Regions from separate parts of the Mus musculus genome. Here region 2 is linked to region 1. The links are chromatin contacts, found by Hi-C or POLR2A ChIA-PET in ENCODE. All regions are on one chromosome and are shown on one strand. Each heading gives the region's core, a stretch centred on a gene start or an enhancer-like site at or near the end of the contact. The rest is flanking DNA. Distances are from core to core; before and after follow the strand shown. Region 1 holds the start of G6pdx (glucose-6-phosphate dehydrogenase X-linked). Region 2 holds the start of Dkc1 (dyskeratosis congenita 1, dyskerin).

Evidence for each region. A loop is a pair of places that touch in the nucleus more often than their neighbours do. ChIA-PET counts read pairs that join two places held with the same protein, here RNA polymerase II (POLR2A).
Region 2: a map of T-helper 17 cell shows a loop between it and region 1 (3-fold over the local background). The contact joins the promoter of Dkc1 here to the promoter of G6pdx in region 1. A Hi-C loop is called at or near these places in 2 of 37 maps with a recorded cell type or tissue (T-helper 17 cell and left cerebral cortex). POLR2A ChIA-PET finds 5 or more read pairs at or near these places in 2 of 5 experiments (both embryonic stem cell).

Annotation. Positions count from the first base shown.
Region 1 is chrX:74,427,034-74,430,461 of GRCm38, forward strand. G6pdx (glucose-6-phosphate dehydrogenase X-linked) reads right to left here and starts at 1,847. Exons shown (of 13, transcript NM_008062.3): 1 at 1,790-1,847; 2 at 1,019-1,146. The coding sequence starts at 1,138. It overlaps Ikbkg (inhibitor of kappaB kinase gamma), which reads left to right and starts at 2,648. Exons shown (of 10, transcript NM_010547.2): 1 at 2,648-2,788.
Region 2 is chrX:75,094,179-75,097,606 of GRCm38, forward strand. Dkc1 (dyskeratosis congenita 1, dyskerin) reads left to right here and starts at 1,676. Exons shown (of 15, transcript NM_001030307.2): 1 at 1,676-1,949; 2 at 2,656-2,723; 3 at 3,105-3,191. The coding sequence starts at 1,934.

The DNA.
Region 1 (3,428 bases), core at 597-3,096:
AACAAGTCTGGCAAAGGGGGTGGCATGTTCTGATGTCCATTTTTTGGATAGTACTGCGATTGAACCTAGGGCCTCATGCATATGAGGTTAGGGCTTTACCACTGACCTACAGCTGTAGCCCTTGGTGCATGGCAATGCTCTGTGTGAACAAAAAACCACAGAGCTCCTCCAGCATTGAGGGGTCCAGGGTGGAAGGTGCTGAGCCAGTGGCTACCCTTTCAAGAACACACTAGTTCTGATGAAGTTCTTGTCCAAGATTACACAATAAGTTAATAGTGAAGATGGTCACACGAGGGTGAGCTGATTCCAGGATTAAAAGCAAGCAATTGAGTTTACCTTTGCCATCGAACACTGGCCACTGAACGTGCCCTGCTGCCACATAGCACATAAGGGGGTGATTTGGTCTAAGCCATGACTTTACTAAGCCCCCACCTGCTCCAGTCTCACTGTGTACTGTCAATACAACACCCCTCTGACTGCTTCTGTTCTTCAGTTTTTCCTAACAGAGCTGGGACTAGGTGGGATGAACAGAAATTTGCAGTAGGCTTTGGAAGATATGGCAAAGAGGAGGTGTTTATCCCTAGGGAACTTCATGCCGTAGAAAGAAAAGAGGGAGAGGCAGGACCTCAGATTCTTCCACTGAAATTAACAGTAATATTTTTCAAATTACAGATTCATTAAAATCAGAATTTTCCCTGATTGCACATCAGTTTTTTTTTTTCATCCAGGAGGAAGAAGTGCTACTGGGTGGTGCTTTAGCACCTGTGATGGTCCAAGTCTGGTCTCCACTCAATGGCTCAGCACAGAGTTCTGAGATGTGACACAAGTACATGTATATCAGGTACTGCTGTGATGATCAGGACACACAGGTGGAGTATATGCCATAGAGTTCAACCTAGTAGAACTTGTGGGTACCTCAGCAGTTCCGTCAATTGGGAAAGTTGAGATAGAGAGAGAGAAGTGCCTTGCACAAGGCTATATTTCATCTTTTAGACTCGGGGCCTGAAGGGAGACTCACCGATGCACCCATGATGATAAATATGTGTGTATCAGCTTGGTGGAAGGCATCACCCTGGTACAACTCTTCCCTCAGGATCCCACACACCTGGGTCCGGCTCAGGGCCACCTGCTCTGCCATGATGTTTTCTGGTGGAAGAAAAGACTCATTGATATGGTAGGAGAACGAAAGAGCATTGACAACTTAACCTTATCCAAGGGTCTTTTGGGTTCTCACCAGGCTGGTGACGATTACTAAAACCACTGGCCGGGAATGCTCTGTGTGTGTGTGTGTGTGTACGCGCGCGCGCGCGCGCGCGCGCGAGCATACATGCATTCGGAGATTCAGAAACTGCTGCCTCTGAGCTCCAGCCATAACCTCCAAAGTTGCCTTCGCTAGGGGCTGTACATTACGAAAGTACTAAAGCTTTAATATAATTCACCTAGGACATCCACTGTGGGCAGCTAGATAAAATCTGGTTACGGCATCACACTCTGTATATGGGACCATCGTATCGTACTCGGGTGTCTGCCAGAAACTCCACAATGAACTGAGCACGTTTGATTGTGCAGATGATGGAGTTCAGCTCCGGCTCTCTTCTGGCCCAGTTGGGTGATCCCCGAAAGTCCCTTCTCTTCTAAAGGTCTAGTCCTCATGGGCCCAATGCGGGGAAAGTGCGGGATACAAAGGGATGGGTTAAAAACTTGTAGATTAGCGCGCATCAAAGGGACTCGCGGCGTACAAGCGTGAAGCATGTCCCTCCACCGACATGCCATCAGACCACCCCTTTACCTGAGTTTAGTTGCCGCTGCCAAACACGTTCACAGATCTGTAGCGCACAGCCAGTTTCCGGGGGCTAAGCTTCGCTGGCCCATTTAACGCAAGAGGGCGTGTGCTTTGACTGAGCTGACCCGCCTCAGGAGAGGCAGGAGGGGAGGAGCTTCGGGCTAGTCTATCATTGCAGGAGGAGATGCGCGCGCATCCCTGGCCAGCCCCGCCCTTTGGCCTTCCCCGATGCCGCTGCCCCTACAATTTCGAGATCGCAAAGTCTTGTCATAAGTGCAGCTCCACACAGTTCTCCTGGGTCCCCGTCTCCTGTGTCACCCAGCCATTATGTATGGCCTAGCTTTCCGCTGGACCTTCGAGGCCCTGCACCTTCCCGGATGACCCCACTTCCGTTAGCAGCATAGCCACGCCTTCCCTAGCTGCTAGTTTGGCTTCGGAGCTGGACTTTCGCAGCTTCCTCTAGGCTTTTTCCTTGGTGGGGGCCCAGCGGCAGAGAGCCCAGTAGCAGGACCAGACTGAAACTTGGGTGTTTTAGTGCGGATGCGGTGCCTTGAAAATGGGGTAGGGGCGAGTGTGGGCGTGGTGACGCACTACTTTAATCCTAGCAGACGGGAAAAAAGAGGCAGGTAGATCTCTGAGTTCGAGACCCTGGTCTTATGGGACCCTGTCTCAAAAAAAAAGTGTGTGTATAAGTGTGTGATGTTTATCAGTGAGGAGAGCTCTGGTGTTCTGCTGGCCGACGCAGGCTGGCGATCTAAGACTTTTCTTTGGAACAGAGTATGGCACTTTGGGGTTTTGATTCACTGGTTAATCTCCAAGCCTTTGAGTCTGTGTTTTACTTCCGGATCCCGCACTTACGACACCGGAAGCCGGAAGTGGAGTTTTCCACTGCAGAGAAGGGAAGGGTGACCGCCTGACTAGGACTTTCTAGGAGCTCCGGTTCTGTCGGAGCGGTCGGATCCCTCTGCTCCTGCCCTCTTCACTTCTGGCCGACTCTGCTGACAGGTGTGGTCCTCTTCTCCAAAGACAGGGCTCCATCGGTGGCTGTTTCGTAGCTTCCGAGACTCCAGAGGTCCACACCCTTCCCCCCACCTTAGGCCCAGTTTGTTCTGCCGCAAGCTTCTAATTATTCGCTACCCAGATTATTTAGGCTAGTCGGATTGAATCTGCCCTTCCCTTCACTGCAGCTGTCGCCTAAGGGCTTGGCCCCTAGTGCTAGAACTCTTTAGGTAGCAGACATTTTCTGTTGATCAAACTGTTTCTGAAACACGTTTTGCACTGTAGGCCAGGTAGACCTCGAACTCAAAGTTCTGCCTCAGCCTTTCGAGTGCTAGAGCAACAGGTGTTCGCCATCAGGCTAGGCTGTTTATCAAACTTGAGTGCATTTGAAGTCTTTAAAAAGTTTTCACGTGTACCTTCACAACTAAAGGTCTTACCTTCTGCACCTCAGTTTACTTTGCAAATGATTCATAGTAATCTGTTTGCCTGTCCTCATAACATTTATCTGACCTGAGAAGGAATGTGTTGTCTTGGCATTTCCTAGGAAAAAGGAAGGACCAGAGAGGGCAAGGGAGAATAGTTGGTGGAGAGGAAGGAAGGGAGTATAGGTGGTATAGGATCTTGTAGGCTGTTGTATGGACTTTGC
Region 2 (3,428 bases), core at 426-2,925, 670 kb after region 1:
AATTAGGAGAGGGAAACTTCAGAGACTTAAATCCCTAATCTTTGAGAAGAGACTGGATTTTTTGTTTTCCTGTGCAGAGACACACATTTACAAACTCTTAAGATTGTTTTCAAACACATTTTTTTTTCTCCTGCAGCTTCTAGGTTTTTAAATTGTGTCCTGGGGCAAAGCAGAGGTTAACTCTTGGCTTAAGAAAATCTGTCTGAGGGGAATGAACTTTTCTTTCTTTGCTCTCATCCATCACTCACTCACTCACTCACTCACTCACTCACTCACACTTCACTGTTGAACCTTATCATCAACCCTTAAAAAGTATTTTAAGCATAAACAGGACCTAAGTTTAATGATACTTTCAGGCTGCTTATTAAGACAATCTAGGGAAAGTAGAAAAAGTTGGGACTTCAGGAAGCTACTGGAGAAATAGAGACATTATAATGATGGTTAGAGAAGTAAGAGTGAAGAAAAATCCACGGGTTCTGGAACTCTCCGAAAGCAAAATCTCTCCAAAAAGATTTGAGCATAGAGATACAGGACAAAGATGAAGGCACTGGACAAATGGCAAATGAGTACTTCAGATTTACTCACCCTATTAATTATCACTGGAGCATTATAAAATAACATTTAATTCTAAGGGTCTTATCTGTTAATAGTCAATTCTGATCATTACCACTATTAGCAAAATGAATTCCATAAAGACATAAAAACCCATTGTAAGTCATAGTAAAAAAGAAAAAAAAAACAGAAAAAAAAACTGAAAAAATCTGATTTTAGCATTGTAGATCAGAAGAAAAAGAATACTATTTTTTTTTTTTTTGTCAGCAACAACTAACTGGAAAACTATTGGCAAATGATTCCATCTACAATGAAGATAACTAATGATCTATCAAATTCACTAGATATGGGTTATGAATCCAGAAAGCCAAAAGAATCTACAGAGGTAGAATAGGAAACAGGGTGAAGGAGGATATTCCAGAGATCTTATCTCAAAGGCAGTAGCTCGGATTAACAGCCAGAAGACTCTACCCGACAAAAGTCAGGGCTCAATCCTAGAGCTGTTACTTTCTGGCTGTTACATTATCTCAGCCACTAGAGCTCTGCACTTGATGTCCAGGCTGTGGAATTCGAACTTAAGTGTACAGGTTAAGTGTGAAACACACTGGAAAAAAACTTCATACAGAAAAAAGCAAAACATTACACACTGCTGCATATTGCTTCCGTATTAAAATAACATGCCAGATCCGCAGGGTTATGTAAAATTAACTACCAGAATCACTTTCAACCTTTTTAGTTTGATGTAGCTGCTAGAAAATTTAAAAGTTTACACGAGGCTTGCACTCAATTCCTATTGGCCAATACAGCCATAACTTAATAGGAATTTCAAGGAGTAAACAGCTTTCACTTTGACACTGTGTACCTCAATGTCTTTTTCAATTGAAACTGACATGATAGCAAGCAAAAAAATGTCTGTTTGAGTTAAAACCAGCTATTTATAGCGCGCTAAGAAGGATGTCCAAGTGCTGAAGCTGAAGCTAGACTGGAGGAGGGTACAGTACAGCCCACCCGCTGTAGTCTGTTACTGCAGAAGCCTGGCCAAGGTTCCAAGGCGCTCTGCCAAGGGTTGGCAGTGTGGGGTTGGGGTGGGGAGGAGTGAGGGGGAGCTTCCAGGCGCATGTGCGGTCACACCTCCGTGGCCGAATCAGCCAATGGGATTGAGTAGACAGTCCGCGGGTTCGTAGAGATTCCTGCCCCCGTACCCCGTCCTGTCCTCCTCCTCCTCCTCCTCTTCTCTACGTCCCTTTTTTATATCAGCAAGCTAGGGGCGGTGCAACGGTGGGCGGGTCCTAATGACGTGCCCGGACGGGTCTCACACCATAGGAGTCTACAGTTCTTAGTTTGTGGCGGCTTGGGCGGGACGCACGCGGTGCAGTTCAAGATGGCGGATGCAGAAGGTAAGAGGTTCTGGTGGCAGTGCCATGAGACCTGTGGGGCCTCCTACACGACCCGGAGCTAGTTATAGTGAGATTGCATCGTGACCCGCGGTTCCCCGTGTTCCCGCTCGCAGTTTGGCTGTCTCACCACTCGGCTCTGGCTCTACCTGTGAATGCACGCATTCGTGACCAGTGACTAGGCTTCATTAGATCCTGGCTTCGTGCAAAAGATTCTACCAGGGTCCCCTCCCAAAGGCATCAGCCGTGGAGGCGACTGTGTCGTGATAAGGAGACGCGGTAGCATTTCTGCTGGCACTAGGCAGGACATTATGGAAATGAGGGTAGCAAAGGTGCAGAGCAAGGGTTAGGAAGGAAAGGAACAGAGGAGTTGGAAGCAAGTGTAACTCAGACCTACAAGAAAAACTTTAAGAGATCACAAGCCCCTATGGACAGTGCAGTGTTCGTTTGTGAAACTTTCCAGCCTGTGGACAAGTGCTTCCCTAAGTAATATTTGGCCTTGCCACAGCCACGTGGAGAACCCGAAGGGAAGCCAACACGTGCTAGAGTCATTTACCAGCCAAGCCATCCTAGTGTTTGGCCTCACAAACGTAAGTTCTCTCCAGTAATGTCAGACTTTAAAATGTTTTCTTTGTCCCGATTTTAGAGTTAATTTTAAACTTTGGTTTTAGTTTTCAAAATCTTCAAATATTGAGTTTGTTTCTTGTAGTAATTACATTCCCAAAGAAGCATAAGAAGAAAAAAGACCGGAAGCCATTACAAGAAGATGATGTTGCCGTGAGTAGAAATTTACTTTGCTTCGACTGATTGAGATAATTTAGTAAACAGCACATTAAAGGGGGAAAGTGCTTTTAAATATTCTCAATCAATATGCTAGTACTTAGTGGTCATTATGTAGAACGGGCAAAAACCTGAAATCATACAACTCCCAGAGAAATTTTCTAACATGCATGGCATGCTAAATGGTGAGCTATTGACCCTGAATTTCTCTGCCTTACTCCATCAGCAGACCCATGGTTTTGTTAAAATATTTGGATTCAACTTGATCTTCCTAAAGTTGAGTGACCTGGGTTTCAGAAATCACACCCCTCCTTTCCTCTTGTTTAAAAGGCATGCACTTCCAAAATTAAGCTGAGAAATGTTTCTGCTCTATTGAAGGAAATACAACATGCTGAAGAATTTCTTATCAAACCAGAATCTAAAGTGGCTCAATTAGACACTTCTCAGTGGCCCTTGTTACTAAAGGTATGTTTTCTGTGTATCAGATGGATGCTTGAATTCCATATTATTTCTAGTTAATGCTTACTGCTGGGGTGTTGTGTTGCATGCTCTTTATTCCAGTGGGCCAGGCAAGCCTAGTTTACATAAAGAGACCCTGTCTCAAAAAAGGAATGCTCACTGCCAGCATAGTTTACATTTAGAAAACTTTAAATGATGTAGCATGGAATATAGTATGTCACCAAAATGTCAATTGCTGTTAGG